2 separate regions of the Homo sapiens genome follow, and region 1 is linked to region 2. Evidence: read pairs that join two places in POLR2A ChIA-PET (ENCODE). Cell type or tissue: B cell. All regions are shown on one strand. Links, peaks and the distances in the headings refer to the core of each region. The heading gives the core; the rest is flanking DNA.

Evidence for each region. ChIA-PET counts read pairs that join two places held together with the same protein. Peaks named below come from ENCODE experiments on the same cell type or tissue, not always from the same donor. Only the 100,000 strongest peaks of a DNase experiment are listed, where the experiment ranks them.
Region 1: POLR2A ChIA-PET joins it to region 2 with 5 read pairs; 3 of 35 experiments call an interaction of 5 or more read pairs at or near these places.

The regions. Positions count from the first base shown.
Region 1 is chr22:38,647,108-38,654,607 of GRCh38, forward strand. It overlaps FAM227A (family with sequence similarity 227 member A), which reads right to left. Exons shown (of 17, transcript NM_001013647.2): 2 at 2,920-3,155. The coding sequence starts at 3,061. Among named protein-coding and RNA genes, the nearest start is that of FAM227A, 5.5 kb to the right of the region's middle. In B cell, for the core only: no CTCF peak of the experiment used is centred there; no DNase peak of the experiment used is centred there.
Region 2 is chr22:38,458,852-38,466,373 of GRCh38, forward strand. LOC124905116 (a long non-coding RNA gene) reads right to left here and starts at 2,817. Exons shown (of 2, transcript XR_007068096.1): 1 at 2,636-2,817. RefSeq lists enhancers at 2,556-3,056, 4,627-5,126, 6,553-7,054. In B cell, for the core only: no CTCF peak of the experiment used is centred there; a DNase peak (open chromatin) is centred at 2,810; H3K27me3 peaks cover 2,132 bases.

The DNA of each region.
Region 1 (7,500 bases), core at 556-3,055, 190 kb after region 2:
CACGGCACTCCAGCCCGTGCGATGGTGCGAGACTCCATCTCAAAAATAAATAAAATAAAACAAAACAATGCTGTGTGCCAGGCACGGTGGCTCACGCCTGTAATCTCAGCCCTTTGGGAGGCTGAGGCAGGTGGATCACTTGAGGTCAGGAGTTCGAGACTAGCCTGGCCAACATGGTGAAATCCCGTCTCTACTAAAAATACAAAAATTAGCAGGGCATGGTGGCAGACGCCTATAGTCCCAGCTACTTGAGCGCTGAGGCAGGAGAATCTCTTGAACCCAGGAGGCGGACGTTGCAGTGAGCTGAGATTGCGCCACTGCACTCCAGCCTGAGTGACAAAAAAAAACAAAACAACGAAACAACAAAAAAAAGAAAAATAAATAATGCTGTGATGCATGTGTGATGTCACAGAGAGCTGTTTCCATATTTTAGAGTATTTCTTTATGAGAGATTTTCAGGGGACAGATGACGGCGTCAAAGGGTATCTCAACCTTGTTTATCACTTAAAATCTGTTCAGTTCTATGGCCCCTCTTCCTACCCTCTCAGCTTTTATATTTCTTTCTGTCTTAGCCTCAATTGATCTAGGATATATCCTTTGTAAAACCCCCATAATCCTATCACCCCTCACTCCCTTCACATAAAGCAAGGTTCACTCTTACTTTCATTACCCTCAAGTGTTCTTACAAATTGGAGGATACTTGAAAAAGGAAGATACCAAGAAGGGACATGACAAATCACAGCAGGTAAAATGGACTTCTTAGGTGTGGGATTAAGAAGAAAGAGGGGACATTAGAAAGCAGCCCTGCAAAGTGAGACCCTGAAGCAAATTCTGATGGGATCACACTTTGCCTCATCTTAAGAAGGGCTTCTGAGAGGCAAGGAAGGTGAGGGGGGCAGAGTGGTACATGCAGCTGAGCTGGCAGGATGGCTTGAAGGTAAATGAGCTCCACAGGAGATGGAAAGACCTGGGGTTATTTATAGTCCGAGAGGGTTATTTACTGGACGAGCTGTAAGGTCCTCCAGAGATGGAGTTCTGTGACCCTGGAATACAACTCAGGGTCAGAAGTGAGAAGAGGATGAACGAAGACAGGGCCAGGGCAGTAAGATGCTGGTAGAGCCTGGACGATGCCAGAAGGAGCAGATTTGGGGCCAGGGAGAAGGGCTGGCAGGTGAGAAGAGGCAAGGTCAACTTGATTAAAAAAAAAAAAAAAAAAAGGCTGGGTGCAGTGGCTCATGCCTGTAATCCCAAGCACTTTGGGAGGCTGAGGCAGGCGGATCACCTGAGGTCAGGAGTTCGAGACCAACCTGACCAACATGGAGAAACCCTGTCTCTTCTAAAAATACAAAATTAGCCAGACGTGGTGGCACATGCCTGTAATCCCAGCTACCTGGGAGGCTGAGGCAGGAGAACTGCTTGAACCCGGGAGGTGGAGGTTGCAGTGAGCCGAGATCATGCCACTGCACTCCAGCCCGGGCGACAGAGTGAGACTCTGTCTCAGAAACAAACAAACAAAATATTTAAAGAACTCTTAAAAACTCGACAGTAAGAAAATACACAACCTGATTTAAAAATGGGCTAAAGGTTGGGTGCGGTGGCTCACGCCTGTAATCCCAGCACTTTGGGAGGCTGAGGTGGGTGGACCACCTGAGGTCAGGAGGTCGAGACCAGCCTGACAAACATGGTGAAACCCCGTCTCTACTAAAAATACAAAAATTAGCCAGACGTGGTGGTGGGTGCCTGTAATCTCGGCTACTTGGGGGCTGAGGCAGAAGAATCCCTTGAACCTGGGAGGCAGAGGTTGCAGTGAGCCGAGTCTATGCCACTGCACTCCAGCCTGAGCAACAGAGTGAGACTCTGTCTCAAAAAAAAAAAAAAGAAAAAGCTGGGTTTCATGCTCATCTGTCTGAGGGTGGAGGGTTGCACCACAATTTCTTAGTTGCTATCAATAACATCTATAATTCTTTGGGAGATAGAAGGGAAAGATGGCAACCACTTTTTAAAATTAGCTTTTAAAATATTCTTCCCCATTCTTTCCACAAATACTTCCAGAGCTTCTTCCTTTGGGGCTCTTTCTGATTATGTTAGTAAAAAATACTGGAGTCAAACAGTCCTTCACAGTCTCAAATTCTTTTAGAGGATGGGTAGAGTTTAAGTAATTGAAAAAATGTATCTGGCCAGATGCGGTGGCTCATGCCTGTAATCCCAGCACTTTGGGAGGTCAAGGCGGGCAGATCACCTGAGGTCAGGAGTTCAAGACCAGCCTGGCCAACATGGTGAAACCCCATCTCTACTAAAAATACAAAAAATTAGCTGGACATGGTGACAGGCGCCTGTAATCCCAGCTACTCGGGAGGCTGAGGCAGGAGAATCACTTGAACTTGGGAAGTGGAGGTTGCAGTGAACTGAGACTGCACCACCGCACTCCAGCCTGGGCAACAGAGTGAGACTCTGTCTCAAAAAAAAAAAAGGAATATGGCTGGGCGAGGTGGCTCATGACTGTAATCCCAGCACTTAGGGAGGCCGAGGCAGGTGGATCACTTGAGGTCCGGGGTTCAAGACCAGCCTGGCCAACATGGTGAAACCCCATCTCTACTAAAAATATAAAATATTAGCCAGGTGTGGTGGCAGGCACCTGTAATTTCAGCTACTCAGGAGGCTGAGGCAGGAGAACTGCTCGAACCTGGGAGGTAGAGGTTGCAGTGAGCTGGGACTGTGCCACTGCACTCCAGCCTGGGTAACAGTGTGAAACTCCATCTCAAAAAAAAAAAAGAAAGAAAAGAAAAGAAAAAATGAATGTATAAGGGACAAGCTAATAAGTAATGTGCATTATAGACCTGAGCACTGATTAGATCTCTGTGGCATGACTCAAGTTAGGTGTATTTGGTCTGATTGTAGGTGACATCACCAGAAGGATACAGGGTGGATTGTTCTCTAACTCCTTCCTCACAGTCTTCACCATTGTATTCCGTGCGACAAGCGAGACAGCCAGGTGCTCATCCACTGGTATCATAGGTAGGGTGGTGAGGTTGATGACCTCCATCTTCCTGAAGTGATTCATTGTCCAATTTCTTGTAAATGGACAAACAAAAAGCTTCCACTTTTAAGAGCCTCTCATTTCCCACTCCAATCTTGTCGTTTGTTTAATCAGCCTCCTGGAAATCATAAACAGCATAGAGCCAGCTCAGAAAACACAAGAAGAAAAGCCCAACCATGTTCCCCAGCTACACAGGGTTGATGGCAAAGCACATGTCCCATGCCTGCATGGGGAATGAAAGGGTTCCGTCTGAGAAGCCTATTCTTAAATGAGGATTTCAAGGTATATGGACTTGTTCTTCCAATGTCTGATGCCTGACTCTCCCTCTGCCCCTCCCCCATGATGAAAATTGTTCTAGTTTTAAAAATAAGGAAACTAGAATGCGGAAAAGGCCAGGGCTCCAGACTACTCCAGACCACTCAGCAAGTCAGTTCCCAAACGAGAAATGAAATCAGATCTCTTTGCTTCTCTGAGTCCCAACTCTAAAAGAGATTTGGATTAGGTGACCCTAAGGCTCTCTCCAGCTTTCCGATGCTGTGATTCTAGAATAAGGGGTCCATCTCCTCAGCGCGAGGCTCCTGATCAACCTGAAGCTTTCTGCTCCCTCTCAGAAAACTGGCCCCAACCCTACTCTTCCTCCTTGGCTCTGCAACACTCTGGTCTAACAGCTCTCCTGGGTCCTTGCTTGTTGGCCAGGAACCCATTACTTCCATCTGTGGGCCCTCTATGTCCAGAGTCTAGTGTGATAGGCCTCGTTATAATACAGCAAAAGACTTAGATCCTGCCCTCTAGAAGCTCATACATAACGGAAGGACAGAGAAAACGTTGAGTTTGGTGGGAACATGAACTCAAATGCCCTTTCACCATACTCTCCTTCCCTCTCCTCCGGTTCAGGCCTTTGCTCCATCTTCTCCACAGACATGCATCTTACATGCCAGACCCGCAGAACTTCTTCCTGCTCCCTGACCACACAATGCTCTTCCTACCTCTATGCCTTTCCAGATGTGGTTCCCTCTGTTGGACTACGCCCAGGTGACATATCTGTGGAAACCTTCTCAAATAATTCCAAGCCATTAGCACCATGCCTCCTCTGCAAAGCCCAAGGTTCTGCATTCATCTATCACAGGACTCACAATAGTGAACTGGAATGATTTGCTTCTACTGCTTTCTCCACTAGGCAAATTATGGATTAACTGTGATTCCTTTTAGACTTACCATGGTTTTTTGTTTGTTTGTTTGTTTGTTTTGAGACAGCGTCTTGCTCTGTCGTCCAGACTGGAGTGCAGTGGCGCGATCTTGGCTCACTCACTGCAGCCTTGACATCCTGGATTCAAGCCTCCCGTGTAGCTGCGACTACAGGTACCTGCCACCCACAACTGCCTAATTTTTGTATTTTTAGTAGAGATGGGGTTTCACCATTTTGGCCAGGCTGGTCTCGAACTCCTGACCTCAGGTGATCCACCCACCTTGGCCTCTCAAAGTGCTGGGATTACAGGCGTGAACCACCACTCCCAGCCCCTTCTGAATATTTCATACCATTTTAGGTATTCTCTGAAACATGGTAAGTTTTTACTGCCATTACTTGGGGAGGATAAAAGGAGAGGGAAGAAAACTAGCTTCCTTAAATATCTACCCTGTGGCAAGCAATATGATGTGCTGGGGGCAGGGCAGAAGAGTGGAAGAGTAAGAAACCTTCTGCCCTCATGGAGCACACATTCTGGCAGTCAAGATTCAAATGCCCTGTTTAAAGTTAACATATTTGGGCTGGGCGTGGTGGGTCACGCCTGTAATCCCAGCACTTTGGGAGGCCGAGGCAGGCGAATCATGAGGTCAAGAGTTCGAGACCAGCCTGGCCAACGTGGTGAAACGCCATCTCTACTAAAATACAAAAATTAGCTGGGCATGGTGGCAGGCCCCTGTAATCCCAGCTACTAGGGAGGCTGAGGCAGGAGAATCGCTTGAACCTGGGAGGTGGAGGTTGCAGTGAGCTGAGATCATGCCACTGCATTCCAGCCTGAAAGACAGAGTAAGACCCTGTCTCAAAATAAATAAATAAAGTTAACATATTTGATGCTTCTCAGAAGAGGCGATATGAAAAAAAGAAAAATTAAAATAACAAAAAAGTTAATATATTTGAGCATATAAAAACAACGCTGACTTTAGGCCAGGCGCAGTGGCTCACACCTGTAATCCCAGCACTTTGGGAGGCCGAGGCAGGCAGATCATGAGGTCAGGAGATCGAGACCATCTGGCTAACATGGTGAAACCCCGTTTCTACTAAAAAATACAAAAAATTAGCCGGGCATGGTGGCGGGCACCTACAGTCCCAGCTACTTGGGAGACAGAGGCAGGAGAATGGCGTGAACCCAGGAGGCGGAGCTTGCAGTGAGCCGAGATCACGCCACTGCACTCCAGCCTGGGCGACAGAGCGAGACTCCATCTCAAGAAAAAAAAAAAAAAGGTCGGGCGTGGTGGCTTACGCCTATAATCCCAGCACTTTGGGAAGCCGAGGCAGGTGGATCACGAGGTCAGGAGATCGAGACCATTCTGGCTAACATGGTGAAACTCCGTCTCTACTAAAAATTAGCCTGGCGTGGTGGCGGGCTCCTGTAGTCCCAGCTACCAGGGAGGCTGAGGCAGGAGAATGGCGTGAACCTGGGAGGCGGGGCTTGCAGTGAGCCGAGATCACACCACTTCACTCCAGCCTGGGTGACAGAGCAAGACTCCATCTCAAAAAAAAAAAAAAAAAAAAATGCTGACTTTAGCATCTGACAGACTTTTTAGTATAACCCTCAGTCATACAATCAGGGGTCCCCAACCCCAGGGCCATGGATGGGTGTAGGTCTGTGGCCTGTTAGGAACCAGGCCACACAGCAGGAAGTGAGTGGCAGGTGAGTGAGAGAAGCTTGTCTGTATTTACAGCCACTCCCCATTCCTCACATGACTGCCTGAGCTCTGCCTTCTGTCAGATGAGCTTCAACATTAGATTCTCATAGGAGTGCAAACCCTATTATGAACTGTGCATGCAAGAGACCTAGGTTGTGTGCTCCTTATGAGAATCTAATGCCTGATGATCTGTCACTGTCTCTCAGCACTCCCAGATAGACTGTCTAGTTCCAGGAAAACAAGCTCAGGGCTCCCACTGATTCTACATTATGGTGAGTTGTAGAATTATTTTATTATATGTTACAATGTAATAACAGTAGAAATAAAGTGCACAATGAATGTAATGCTTTTTTTTTTTTTTTTGAGACAGAGTTTCACTCTTGTTGCCCAGGCTGGAATGCAATGGCACAATCTTGGCTCAGTGCAAACTCCGCCTCCTGGGTTCAAGTGATTCTCCTGCCTCGGCCTCTCAAGTAGCTGGGATTACAGGTGCACGCCACCATGCCTGGCTAATTTTTGTATTTTTAGTAGAGATGGGGTTTCACCATGTTGGTCAGGCTGGTCTCAAACTCCTGACCTCGTGATCTGCCTGTCTCAGCCTCCCAAAGTGCTGGGATTACAGGCATGAGCCACCGCACCCGGCCTGTAATGCTCTTGAATCATCCCAAAACCATCCCCCCCATCCCAGGTCTGTGTAAAAATTGTCTTCCATGAAACTGGTTCCTGAAGCCAAAAAGGTTGAGGACTGTGGATGAAATGATTATTTACTGAGTACCTACCATAAGCAAGCAGCATGCTCATACTCGGGACAGGAAAGTGAACTAAACCAGACTTGGTCCCTGCCCTCAAGGGGCTTACATCTACTGGAGGAGACAGGACAATGAGTCAATTACGTAAATCATAATTATGAGTTATAACTGTCATCACTACTTCAAAGGGAACAACACTGTAAGATGACATAATAGTGTGTTTTGACCATACAAGGAGATCAAGGTGCTAAAGGAGGAGCACAAGTTAATTAGATAAAGGGGAGCAGGGCCGGGCGCGGTGGCTCACACCTGTAATCCCACCACTTTAGGAGGCCGAGGCAGGCGGATGACGAGGTCAGGAGATCCAGACCATCCTGGCTAACACGGTGAAACCCCGTCTCCACTAAAAATACAAAAAACTAGCCGGGTGTGATGGCAGGCGCCTGTTGTCCCAGCTACTCTGGAGGCTGAGGCAGGAGAATTGCTTGAACCCAGGAGGCGGAGCTTGCAGTGAGCCGGATCGCGCCACTGCACTCCAGCCTGGGCAACAAGAGCAAAACTCGGTCTCAAAAAAAAAGAAAAAATGGGGAGCGGAAATAATATGCCATCCAAAATGTACCATCCAAGCAGCGGGAAGTGAGGCTGGAAAGGTAGGAAGTGCCCAGACTGTGCTGGCCATCAAAATAGCACTAGCTACATGTGACAATTAAGTCCTTGGAATTTGGTTAATGTGACTGAATAAGTAAAATTTTAAGGCTGAATGCAGTGGCTCATACCTGTAATCCCAATACTTTGGGAGGTGGGGATGATGTCACTGCACTCCAGCCT
Region 2 (7,522 bases), core at 1,410-3,909:
CACTATCCAGACCTTCGCAGGGATTGTCTCCTTTGATTCTTGCAAGAATTCTCCAGGCACCTGTTACCAATGGGGAAACTGAGGCACGGGCAGTAATGCCATGAGTGGCAGGGCCGGTGTGGCCAGGAACAATGGTCTGGAGGAAGGAGGTTCGCTCTGAAGTTTGGAGGAGAATGCTTGTAAAACCTCTGTCCACCATACACTTTGGTAAAACGTCCTGGCCATCTCCATTCTCCATTCTCTCCTTTGATCCTCACAAGATCTCCGTGGGGTACGGGCTATGCCTGTCTTTACCTCACAGGTGAGGACTCTGAACTGACACACAGAGAGGGGAAGTGGCTTGTCTGGGGTCAGGCAGTAAGCAACTGTCTGGGCCAGGATTTGAACCAGGCTCAACTTCCACTTTCTGGGGAAAGGTCATTCCAGGCTAGCAGAGCACTCACTAACCGATTTACTGTGGGGTCCTGCTCACACCTCCTGGGTCCTACAGGGGCCCTGAGAGCCTGTGTAGAGGGCTGAGAGGAGTGGAAGGGAGGGCAACTTGGGCCAGGCAGGTGGACAGCTGGGGAGGAGACGGAAAAGGCCACTTCAAAATGCTAGAGTCACAGAGGCCAGAGGTTTTTGTCCTAGAGAGTGTCTTAAAGTTCAGCCAGGGCCGGGCGCGGTGGCTCACGCCTGTAATCCCAGCACTTTGTGAGGCCGAGGCGGGCAGATCACTTGAGGTCAGGTGTTTGAGGCCAGCCTGGCTAACATGGTGAAACCTCGACTCTACTAAAAATACAAAAATTAGCCAGGCACTGTGGTGCGCATCTGTAATCCAAGCTACTCGGGAGGCGAAGGCAGGAGAATCACTTGAACCCGGGAGGCAGAGGTTGCAGTGAGCTGAGATCGCGCCACTGCACTCCAGCCTGGGCTACAGAGCAAGACTCCATCTCAAAAAAAAAAAAAAAAAAAAAAAAAAAGGTCCAGCCAGCCCATTCTGCAGATGAGGCAAACTGAGGTAGCCCAGATACTTAGATTAGAAATCAGATCAGGACACAGCTGGCCTGCCTCGGAGCTCTAAAGTCCCAGGAGCTTCCAGGGGGTGAGGTCCAGAGGTGATTAAAGGGACACTGGGGGGCCAGAGGCCCAGAACCCATCCCAGCAGGCTGTGCCCTGGGGACAGAGGACTGTAGGGGTCTCTCCTGCCCTCCACCTCCACCCTCGCCCACCCCCCAGCACTCAGTAGTCACCAGGGTGGAATATTTTAGCACCTATAGAAAAACCGCCACAGACGGCCGTGGCAGCTGTTGCTAAGGAGACGCTCCCAAAATAGCCCCCCTCCGCCAACCTTTCCCGCTGCTGCTCCTGCTGTGGGGAGGGGAGGAGACCAGGCAGGGAGGGGGTGGCACATGAGTGTTCGCCCTAGGCTCACCCACCCACCCTGGCCCCTGGTGCCCACCCTGGCCCAAGACCTGGGCAGCCACAGGTCTGTGGAAGGGCAGGAGCTGTCCCATGCATGCCTGTGATCTCAGTCACAGTCCTCAGCTAGGGAAGAAGGTCACTCAGGTGATAGGAGAGGGGGGAGCAGAACCCCCGCACCCAAGACCCCCCAGCACACTCCCACACATACACAATTACAGGTTATCACAGTTCTCCACATCCACTGTACACACCACAAATACAGTCCCACGCATGCCCACCGAGGGGTACACACACATCAGCAAAGCTGCATCAGATGCACGGGTAAACGTCTGCCACAACTACACAACATCCACCTGCACACACACACCATGGAGCCGCAAAGACATGCTTTTATATCCACATATTCACACACCCATCCCAAATACACACGTACACCAATATATGCATGCCAGGCACACGGACACACACACACACCAGTGTACATATACCCTCACAGCACATGGACACACATATTCACAGATACACACAACTGTCCAAACACATGCCCAGCCTGTGGCATCTAAAGGGCAATCAGTTGTGTTACCCAGTAGACTCTGTCTGGGGTGCTGTGTCTTAGGGTTTCCAGAAATCCTTACTTAGTGGGGAACTTCTACAACCACAGGGCAGAGGGTAAGGAGGAGGTGGCAGGCAGGTGGATGAAGGGTTGTGTCTCTCTGAACCCCTTTAAGTCTGGGGACTAGATGATGACTGGTGCTCAGGAGAGCTGCCCTGGACCCACTTCTCGAAGGGGAAAGTGGAGTAGACTCTCACCCGCAGACTTGAAACTTCTGGGCACAGAGATTTCTGAGCCCCAGGGGCTGGGGCGATAAAGAGGACAAGATGGCAATTGGGTGGCAACTGTGATGGTCTGTGGCATGCGCAAGGCACGTTCCAGTTGGTGAGCCGCTTTCACACTCCATTATTTCACACGCTTGGTAACAGCTACTCTGAGATACTGGTGGAGGTGTCCCCATGTCTGAGTCTCAGAGAGGAGAGAGAACTCCACGACCACACAGTAAGTTACTAGCAGAGCTGGACCCATAACCCAAGGGGGTGCCAGCACCCAGCCCCAGTGCCTGGCACTTGGCTGCACTGCACGAACTTGGAAGGAGGCCACCGGGTGCAGGGCCTAGCTCTGCCCCTGATGAGCCCCGAGTTACTGGGGGGGCAGCCAGGCCCTCCATCTTCCCACCTGGAAAGCTGAGAATGAATCCCCAGGGGTGTTTTCAAGCAGCGGCTTGTGGCCACCGTCAGGGCTGGGGAGTGGTGTTTGCCGGAAGTCCTCGGAATGCCAGCGCAAGGACGAAGGGTGGCCCAGCCTCTCCCCTCCTCGTTTGGCCAGCCGCGGTCTCTCTCCAGCCTCGCTCTGTGACTCCTGAATCCGGGCTCCGGGTCTTCGTTCGCGCCTCGTCACTCTGGAGACGCTGCGAGCGGCTTGCGGTTGCCGTAGGAACCTCGCCAGGGCCTCCGCGAGGCGCACGACTCCGCGCGCTGAGAGCCGCGTTTTGGTCACCGAGAGACACCTGTCGCCAGCGGCGAGGGGTGGGGGCGTCGCGGCCCGGGTTATTATGCTTTTCTTTTTAATTGAGGTGTAACTTACAAATAGTACAGCGAACATCTTAAAAGTACAGCTCTGCGGGGCGCGGTGGCGCACGCCTGTAATCCAGCACTTTGGGAGGCCGAGGCGGGAGGCTCACTTGAGCCCAGGAGTTCGAGACCAGCCTGGGCAACATAGCGAGACCCTGTCTTTTAGAAAAAAATAACAGTGTAATGGCGTGCACCTGTAGTCCCAGCTACTCGGGAGGCCGAGCCGGGAGAATGGCTTGAGCCCAGGAGTTCGAGGCTGCAGTGAGCTATCATTCCTGTCACTGCACTCCTCCTCCAGCCTGAGCAACAAGGCGAGACCCTGTCTCTTAAAAAGAAAAAAAAAGGTACAGCTCGATTAATTTTTCAGACATACTCATAAAACTCGTGTTACCACCACCATGATCAAGACACAGAAGACTTCCAGGCCCTAGAAGTCTCACATCTTCAGGAATAAACCAGTGAGGGAGAGGTCACCATCTGAAACCCTGGAGTTGTCTGTTTTTGCCCCTCTCTGCTCTGGCAGACCCTCTTTGGGCCTCAGTTGCCTGTGAAGGGAAGCAAGGAGCTGAGGTGACGTGCATTGCGTGGTTTATATCTTGCAAATCGCTTTAGATATTTAGCTAACTTTAACCCGGATAACTATTGTATGAGGTCGGTACTTGGTTTATACCCAGGTTAATGATGTGAACACTATAACTTGGAGAGATTAGCTAGTCTAAATTCAGATAGCTCTTAGGTGGTGGAGTTTGAGGGCCTAACTCATCTGTCTAACCTTAATGCTCATCTTTTCCTTCTTCCCTTCCTTGGCCTCTACAGGCCGGGCGCGGTGGCTCACGCCTGTAATCCCAGCACTTTGGGAGGCCGAGGCAGGTGGATCACCTGATGTAAGGACTTAAGAGACCCGCCTGACCAACATGGTGAAACCCTGTCTCTACTAAAAATCCAAAAATTAGCCGGGCGTGGTGGCAGGCGCCTGTAATCCCAGCTACTCCGGAGGCTGAGGCAGGAGAATCGCTTGAACCCGGGAGGTGGAGGTTGCAGTAAACTGAGATCGCACCACTGCACTCCAGCCTGGGTGAGAGAGTGAGACTCCGTCTGAAAATAATAATAATAATAAATAATAATGAATGGTACAAGTAAAAGGCACTGAGGGGCGGGGGGGCAGGCCACGTCTTATCTCCTCGCCTTTGTGCAATTAGTACCTTCTACTGGGGACTCTCTTCTCTTCCCCAAGGTTTTGTCTCCGAGGCAAGCTCCTACACACCCTCCAAAGCCCACTAGAGCATCATTTGCCCTAAAGCCTTCTTTAAGAGCAGTCCTCCCAGGGACTCCCTCCAACAGACAGTGATTGCCATTTTTCCTCTGTGCGGTCCAGTCCGTGCACAGGCACCCACCTCCCACAGCACCAGAAAGGCCCCTGGAGGCTGCACCTAAGTTCAACCCTCAAGGCGCCTGGTGCCCAGCTGGTCTTCAGTAAATGTGTTTGTAACTAAAACGGGAAGAGAGGTTTTGAACCTTGGTGTTTATAACCTTGGTGTGTCAGTAAAATGCGGCCCGCTGCCCCTGCCTCCTGTCACTCAAAATATATTGAGCTGGGGAAAGAGCTTCCCGAACACCTGGGGTGGAACCGCAGGGAGAGGAAGGCTGGGCCCACCCCGCACTCGGTTAGGAAATGGACTCGTCCGCGCCTCCGGGCGGGCGGGACCTCAGGGGCTGCCTGGGAAGAGGTCATTCCTTCCACGGGGGAGCGTCCACTCGCCTAGGCCAGAGGAAGACTTGGCGGCCTAGAGGAAGCTCTAGGGAGCCCCGGAAGCCCGGGACATAGCTTTCCTTCCAGGCCCCTGCCCGGTGAGAGACAGCCAATTAAGTGGAGTGATTTTCACTTTACACCCCTATTTCCTTCCACACAGAATTGGAGGCAGTTTGCAGGATATTCCAAACAGTGGTGAAATATAAGAAAGGGCTAGGACCAGAAAAAGAGAGCGAGCGAGAGAGATTATATATACCTATTTTTAAAAAATAATTGAGCAAGTCCCCCATTCTCTCTTCCATAAATCTGACTTTGAACGTAGAATTTGCTTTGTTAAGTGAGAAGAAAACAGTCCTTGCCCTTTGAGCTAAAGGAAATTTCCCTCTTTGCTTTCCCCTGCAGCAGGCACATTTTTGAGTGTTGGGAAATTGAGGCTCAGAGACGTGAGGGACTTGCTGGAATCCACCCAGCAGCAGGGACAGATCGTGAATGACCATGCAGGTGGCCAGAGTGCTGGCAGGGGCTAGAGCCAAATGTTTTCCGTGAGTAAAGGGTTTCCCCTTTTCTCCATGGGGAGCTTTGAAAGTCTCCACCTGGGAGCCTAGTGGGCACAAAAGAGGTGGGGCTAATTACTGTGGACAGAGCCTTAGGACTTTGGGGAGAGGAGAGCCATGTGACTGACCTTGGGGAGCAAGAGACAAATTTGAGCCCCGATTTCCTCATCTGTAAAATAAGGACATAGTATCCATTTCATAGGGACATCAGGAAAACTGGATGCAAAGAGCAATGGCTAAGCACCTGCAATACTTCATTTCTTTTTGAGACAGGGTCTCACTGTCACCCACGCCCAGTTTCAAGTAGAGTAGCGCAATCTCAGTTCACTGCAACCTTGACCTCCCAGGCTCAGGTGATCCTCCCAACTCAGCCTCTCAAGAAGCTGTAACTATAGGCACGTGCTACCACGCCTGGCTAATTTGTGTGTGTGTTTTTTTTTTTTTTTTTTTTGAGACGGAGTCTCACTCTGTCACCCAGGCTGGAGTGCAGTGGCCTGGTGTTGGCTCACTGCAACCTCTGCCTCCTGGGTTCAAGCGATTCTCCTGCCTCAGCCTCCCAAGTAGCTTGGATTACAGGCGCTCGCCACTAATCCGGCTAATCTTTGTATTTTTAGTAGAGACGGGGTTTCACCATATTGGTCAGGCTGGTCTCGAACTCCTGACCTCAGGTGATCCGCCCACCTCAGCCTCCCAAAGTGCTGAGATTACAGGCGTGAGCCACTGTGCCTGGCCATAATTTTTGTCTTTTTTTTTTTTTTTTTTTTGTAGCAATAGAGTTTCACCAGGTCGCCCAGGTTTGTCTCAAACTCCTGGGCTCAAGAGATTTGCCCACCTGGCCTCCCAAAGTGCTGAGGTTACAGGCATGAGCCACTGCGCCTGGCCTCTTTTTAGTTTTTTCTTTTTGAGACAAGGTCTCACTCTGTCACTTAGTTTGGAATACAGTGATGTAATCATAGCTCACTGCCGCGTTCAACTCCTGGGCTCAAGCGATCCTCCTGCTTCAGCGTCTCAAGTAGCTGGAGCCACAGGTTTGTCACCATGCCCGGCTAATCTTTTTTTTATTTTCTGTTTTCTTAATTTTTTGTAGAGACAAGTCTTGCTGTGTTGCCTTGACTGGTCTTGTACTCCTGGCCTCAAGTGATCCCCCTGCCTCTGCCTCCCAAAGTGCTGGGATTACAGGTGTGAACCACCGTGACTGGCCTACATCTGTCTTTATTTTTCCCATTTATCAGATGAGAAAGCTGAGGCCCAGAGAGGGGACGTGGCAGGCTCAAGGCCACAGTGGCAGGCCTGGGACAAGGTCTAGCCCCTGGAGCCATTCAGCTTGGGTTCCTTCCCCTCCAGCACCACGGTCCCTCCTCAGACTCTCCCTGGCCTTGGCCAGTTTCCCTGTGGTCTTGAGGAAATAAAGGGAAGGGGAGGATCCAGCCTCATTCCAGCCCCACGTCCCCCCCAACACACACAGTGGGGGCTGCTTCCCAGGAGGACAGATGTTTTCACCAAATGGCACTTGCACGTGCTTTTCTCTGGCTTGGGGAGGAGGTGGGCGCTGAGAAGGAAATGCCAGCTGGTTGGGCAGAGACAACCGCAGCCACACCTGAGGGATTTAAATAGCCTCCGCCTTCTCTGGGCACCGGCTGAGGAGGAGGCATCTGGGCAGGGTTGGAGGGGAGCGGGGAACAGAAGGGCCATTCGGAACCTGCCGCAGCTCAGGGATGAGCGCCTGGCTCCTCCTCCCAGAGGGACCTGGTCTAGGCACCTCACCTCCCTGGACCTCGAGGTTCATCCCCTGCAAAGCGAGGCTCTGAAGGCCGCTGAACCACGTGCCTGTTGATGGAAAGAACCTGAGTAACAGGCCTGACCCATGCCTGGCACCCAGATGCTCAGTACTTGACGGCTATTGGGGTCACCACCTCCCTGCCAGGGCAGGAGGGCCTGCTGCTGAGTCTCTGACAAATGAGCGTCCACCGGCCGCTCACCCACCTCTCGCGACAGGGTGCTCATCACCTGCCATGGCAACCCACAGTGTAAGGGAATGATTTCATGGTAGACCGTGTGTTGGAATCTGGGCTACAGGACTGCTTGGTGTCTGTGTGACCTCAAGCAAGTTATTTAGCCTCCCTGCCTCGCTTTCCCCATGTGTGAAATGAGAATGAGGCCACTGCTTCCTCACAGTGCTGTTTAGATG